2 separate regions of the Homo sapiens genome follow, and region 1 is linked to region 2. The links are chromatin contacts, found by Hi-C or POLR2A ChIA-PET in ENCODE. All regions are on one chromosome and are shown on one strand. The core of a region is the stretch at or near the end of the contact, and the rest is flanking DNA. Distances in the headings are between cores, read along the strand shown.

What was found. Hi-C counts contacts between places; a loop is a spot of excess contacts on that map. ChIA-PET counts read pairs that join two places held with the same protein, here RNA polymerase II (POLR2A). Pooled maps may share reads with other maps.
Region 1: a loop to region 2 is called in a map of PC-3, with 6 times the contacts of the local background. The contact joins the enhancer-like site here to the promoter of BANK1 in region 2. A Hi-C loop is called at or near these places in 4 of 168 maps with a recorded cell type or tissue (B cell, Caco-2, HepG2 and 1 more), 20 of 37 single-sample maps with no recorded cell type and 6 of 50 pooled maps. POLR2A ChIA-PET finds 5 or more read pairs at or near these places in 2 of 52 experiments (CD4-positive, alpha-beta T cell and activated B cell).

The regions. Positions count from the first base shown.
Region 1 is chr4:101,864,279-101,867,133 of GRCh38, reverse strand. All of the region lies in intron 4 of BANK1 (B cell scaffold protein with ankyrin repeats 1), which reads right to left. Among named protein-coding and RNA genes, the nearest start is that of BANK1, 75 kb to the right of the region's middle. Within about 2 kb of position 1,378, at least 3 of the 41 ENCODE cell types and tissues checked have a DNase peak (open chromatin) inside an H3K27ac peak, as active enhancers do; they include PC-3, where a contact is called at or near this core.
Region 2 is chr4:101,789,415-101,792,313 of GRCh38, reverse strand. It overlaps BANK1 (B cell scaffold protein with ankyrin repeats 1), which reads right to left and starts at 1,584. Exons shown (of 17, transcript NM_017935.5): 1 at 1,364-1,584. The coding sequence starts at 1,433. RefSeq lists a silencer at 1,308-1,497.

The sequences.
Region 1 (2,855 bases), core at 129-2,628, 75 kb before region 2:
ATTGTGCAGGTTAGTTACATATGTATACATGTGCCATGCTGGTGCACTGCACCCACTAATGTGTCATCTAGCATTAGGTATATCTCCCAATGCTATCCCTCCCCCCTCCCCCGACCCCACCACAGTCCCCAGAGTGTGATATTCCCCTTCCTGTGTCCATGTGATCTCATTGTTCAATTCCCACCTATGAGTGAGAATATGCGGCGTTTGGTTTTTTGTTCTTGCGATAGTTTACTGAGAATGATGGTTTCCAATTTCATCCATGTCCCTACAAAGGATATGAACTCATCATTTTTTATGGCTGCATAGTATTCCATGGTGTATATGTGCCACATTTTCTTAATCCAGTCTATCATTGTTGGACATTTGGGTTGGTTCCAAGTCTTTGCTATTGTGAATAGTGCTGCAATAAACATACGTGTGCATGTGTCTTTATAGCAGCATGATTTATAGTCCTTTGGGTATATACCCAGTAATGGGATGGCTGGGTCAAATGGTATTCCTATACTCATTTCTCTACAGGTAAGGTATTCGTTTTCTCTGGCTTCTGACAAGATTTTCTCTTTTGTTTTCAGTTTTCTACAGTTCGAATGTAATATGAATAGGTGTCAATATTTTATATTTATCTTTCTTCATGTTACTTGAGCTTCCTATATCTGTATTTTGATCTGTCATTAATATGCGAATATTTATTGTGCTTCATTTTGTCATTCTTCTTGTATTCCAATTACATGTATGTTAGACCTTCTGAAATCATCCCACATTTCTTAGATGTTTTGTCCTTTCTTTAAAAAACAAACAGACAAAAAAACTTTTTTCTCTTTACCATTTAAGTTTGGGAAGTTTTCATTGACCTGTCTTCAAATTCAATGATTCTTTTCTGACCTTTGTCAACTCTACTAGTAAACCTATTAAAGTTATTTTTTAATTTTTGATACGGTGGTTTTGATTTCTAGAATTTCCTGTTGATTCTTTCTCAAAGTTTATCTCTTTTTATATAATCAATATGTTCTTTCATACATTTTCCATGTATGTCATATCTAATTCTAGTCTGATGCATGCTTTGTCTCTTTAAATTGTGTTTTATCTTGTCTTTAGGAATGCCTTGCAATGTTTGGTTTATGACTAGATGTAAGGTAAATACTCCTGTAGTGAAAGAATTTATAGGAATCCGTTTAGGAGTTGGACTGTATTTAATGTTTGTTGTAGCTATCAGTGCTAGCAGCTTTAAATTCCTCTAGCATTCTTGTTTCTGTCTCTCTTTTTGATTATGTACTTTTCTAAGTACTTTACCGAGACAGAGTCTGAATCTTGCTGGGTTTTTTTGGTTGGTTGTTTGCTTTTTTAAACAGTAATCCACTGTCATTATGCTGGAATCCTGTTGTGGTAACCATAAGGTGGTAGGGAAGGAAAGCATTCTACATTCTTATGATTAAGTCTTAGTCTTTCAGTGACTCTTCGTTGTGACTTTACAAGGGTTTTTGCTGTGGCATACCTTCCCCTAATCCCCTTTAAGTGAGACAGGAAGGCCAGAGGGAGCCACAGTGAGATGATGTCCTTTCCCAGCTGGAATGAGGCTCTGGTGAGGTGTTTTCTTCTGGAGAGTAGGCCTGTGCTATGGAGAACATGCTGGGAGTATTTCACCACGATTATCCTTCCTCTGACCCCACCAGAGGTTCCATGGGCTCTTTCTCAGATCTTCATTGTAAAAACCTGGTGGGATTCATGGAGGTAAATCCTACAAAAGTGTGGGGACATCCTAAAACTACTACCCCCAGGAGTTTCTCACTCTCAAACTAATCCATATTCAGCTTTCAGACATTCATCAAAATTAACACTTAAGTGCTCCTACTAGTTTGTGGCTCCAGTGGCTTCTGCTCTAGGTAAGCAGATTTCAAATGACACTCTCTTAGTTCATCGTTTTCTCCAGCTTTTGGAATAGTGGATTGTCCTTGTCAGAGTTCAGAAGACAATACCCCAAAGTATGACGTGTTGGTGTGCTGCATACTTTGAACTAATGAAGACTAAAGGGCCTCAGAAGCAAGGTCTTTCTGACCTTCCATCCTCCTGTCTCCAACCCTTCTTCCTGCCCCTGATCAAGTCATAGAAGCCAGAATTCCTCTTCCCCAAGGCAGGTCATAGAAACTAGAGCTCCTCTTTCCCAAAGAAAACCACAAAACCAAAAAAGGTCTCCCTTCTCTCTTCTGCCTTAAAGATCCTCATTTCAGAGAAAGCCTGCTCCATACCTGGGAGGAAAGAATGTGACATAGAGAAGCCAGCAAAAATCTGGACAGACAGGACTTACTGGGTCCTCCTCCCCTCAAGCCTGTTACCACTAGTTCATATTCTTTTGTTCAATCACTGTCCTACACGGCTGTTTATTCTTCGTTGAACCTAAGCATAAAAATGGACAGTTTCCCATTGGTCCTTGGGTCTTCATTTCTGAAGGCTCCCATAAATCTTTGATTAAATAAATTTGTTAGGCTTTTCTCTTGTTAATCTCTCTTTTATTACAGGAGTGACAACTGTGACCCTTATGATGGTGAGGAAAGGTATCACACCTGCATCTAACACCTTGCAACTTTAGTTCTCTAATGGGTTCAAGAAACGTGGTCGATTTTGTAGTGGTTCAGCTTTTTCTTGTAAAAATGGGCTCTTTACTGTTCGAGCTAAAACCATTCATCTAAATATTACTTGTAAAACCTTTGTTTTCCTTATATATCTGTGCATATGTACTGGGTCATGATGTAAAATGTAGTTCTTACTAGTTGTTCTTAGTAGGGTTCAAAACATTTCAAAATACAGTGACATGAAGCAGAGAAAATAAGGCTCTGGGCCCATTTCTGCCAAGGCAG
Region 2 (2,899 bases), core at 335-2,834:
GTGATAAATACTGCATGGAGAAGGACCCAAGGAGTTGGGAGGGGCGGGGCGGGGGGGGAGCGGAATGCATGGGAGGAACAAGAATAATTGGAATGCTATAAATATTGATTCACATTACTCTTGCATTATTCACAATAGCAAGTGCCTCAAAGTATTGCTTAGTATCAAGTGAAATAAAAGGCATTTTCTGCCTAAACTGTTTAATCTAGAAGTTTGAAACAAACTGTACCCCATTCTCTAACAAAATTGTTAAACTGAAATTACAAAAGAGGTAACCTGCTCAAAGTTTGAAAGACATGGTTGGTTTATTTATAGATGCTAGCAAAGTCTGCTCTGCTGAAGACCATCAGAGCCACAGTTTTCAAGAATGTCAATATGCAATAGTTAAAATATTAATAATATTAAGTTATGGGCTCTAAGTCCTTTCTTGTCACTTTTCATTGACACAAATATACTTCTTATTTAACTGAAAGCAATCCCTAAAGCTTATTTATGTAAAAATGCACTAGCCAACAGAAATAGCTACAACCAAAATTACATTACCTAAAAAATTCTAGAAAGGTATGAGAAATTTATTTCTATTCAGCAAATTAAGAAACTTTCACTCAGAATATACTTTCTTGTTGCATTTCTCACCACGAACACTCCAGTAATATTAATACCTAAGTGAAGTTTTTTAATTTAAAAAACATTTTTATATCACTGAGTAATTTGCAAATGCATTTGAAATGCTTCAAAAAGAACTAAATAAAACTGCCTTAACGTCCATTTGAAAATATAAATCTACTTCTGCATTCAACCAAGTTGACCGTTTTCCTTTGACCAAGTTAGTAAAGCCAGTGGAGTAGGGAGGTGGTGTTGGTAGAGTTTCTCTGCAAAGCCACCTGCCAAGAAGCAGGGCTACCAATTCACCAGGCTGGGATTTGTCAGGCCGGGCAGGTAAATGCGTGACGCTACACATGAGCGGTTTTTCTGTGCTTACCGACTGTTGAAAATAATTACGTATAATTTTAAACGCGCATTGCTTTAAAACAGGTTGCAAAGTGATTTTAGAAACTACAGGACCCTGACCCGGGTGCTGGGGAAAGTTCCAGCTCCTCAGAAGTTGCAGACACTGAGGGTAGCCCGCTGGCCAGAACTCCCAGCGCGCTCCCTCCTCGTGGCGTCCAGATGCCCCTCAGAGAAGTCAGGGACAGAAGAACCCTCTGGGCTGCCTGGCGGCAGGATAAAAAGGAGAAGCCCTGTCTCAGGGACGCCCTGGCCTCAGTGCCCGAGTGCAGTTGTCTAACGATGGCCCGTGGTCTCCGCAGAGCCCCGTAGCCCGGCCTCGGCGTCAAGCCCCTCCGAATGCGCGACTACCCACCTGGGGGCGCTGGGCCGCAGGGGGCGGGGTCCGGGCTCCCAAGCCCCTTGCCTGGCGCTGCTGGCAGCATTGTGGCGGTTGAAGCCGAGGGGCCTGCGCACTGCTGCCCGCCGAGCGCTACCTGGACTCTCCCGGCCAGAGACTCCCCGCGATTTTCTCTTCCTTTGGCCCTCGGCTCTCCCCAGCCCGCTTGCCACCCGCGGAGGCTGCGGCCAGGTCTCAGGAAACGCAGCCCCGGGGCTCATGCCCGCAAGGCCAGGGCTCCGCTCTGCTGGGCGCCCAGAGGAAGTGAAACTGCTCAGGGGCCTGCTCTTACATCCCTTCTCAAAAGGCCGCTTTGGTTTCTTATAACACTTCTGCGCCTGTTTCCTTCCTCACCTTTTCATCCTAGGATATATTTAGACCGCTGTTATTGTAGCTCTCCTTGTCCCTTTCTAGGTCTTCCATACTGCCATACTGCCCCCACTTCCAGGCAGACGTAGGGAAACCAGAAGTGAACATTTGCTGGAAAGAAAGAATAATTAGATAGATAGATGAGTAGGTACACAGATGATAGATACATACATATAGAAATGAAGATACAGATAATACTGTAACTTTTAAAATATTTCATTTTACACAGACTTTCTAGGCTAGGTTCATAAATTGAAAAGTGATTTAAAATTCCATATAAAATGTATTTCTTACTCCTGCTCCAACTCAAAAATAGACCCAGTAAAAAATTATTTATGGCTCTAAATACCCTCTCCAAACAAGAGTTTGTTTGCTTGTTTTTAAGATGGAGATATATCAAAGGAGTTGTCCCAGAACCTTAAAGTGAATGTCTCTCTCTCAAGCATGTCTAAACTAGTCATTTGCCTTTTGAAGTTGAATATATTTTTTGAATATCAATTTGGTAATAATACATAGTTTAAATGTTCCTCTCCTCTTCCTATAAAAGGAAGGCTTTCTTTGAAACTTTCTCTCGGATGAAGTGCTTTTTAGTAATAATATAAATATCAAGTATCAAAAAAAGTTAATTTTTTCACATAAATGAACTTATTAGAACTTTATAACATAATGTAGAAAACTTGGAGAAGTATGCGAAATGTCCAAAAAACTTGAAAACAATTATAGATTGTATTGTATTTATCTGGTTTCCAGTAGTTTCTTTAACATCATTATTAATTTTATGTTGATTTTCTGAACTTTATATAATGGAACAAAAGATTTCATCTAACTTATGAAATATTATATTGAAAAAAATGGTTGTCTTCTATATATGCCTGTTAACAGAGAGACTTCAGTGTAATAGGCAAAAACAAATTTGGATTGCAGGGTTTGGGTGTTGTTCAGTGTTTCAGAAACTCAATTCTTAGGAAAGTATGTCTTAAACCCATTGGAGAAAAGAATATTCTAACTGATGCATCTGCTGGTATACGTATTCCTGACAAGAGCTACTTTAGCCAACATGAACACTCCAGATGATGCTCCCCAATTAAGTATCCAGATCTTCAAAGGCACCCATTTATGCACACGAAAACTTGTTAATAAAGA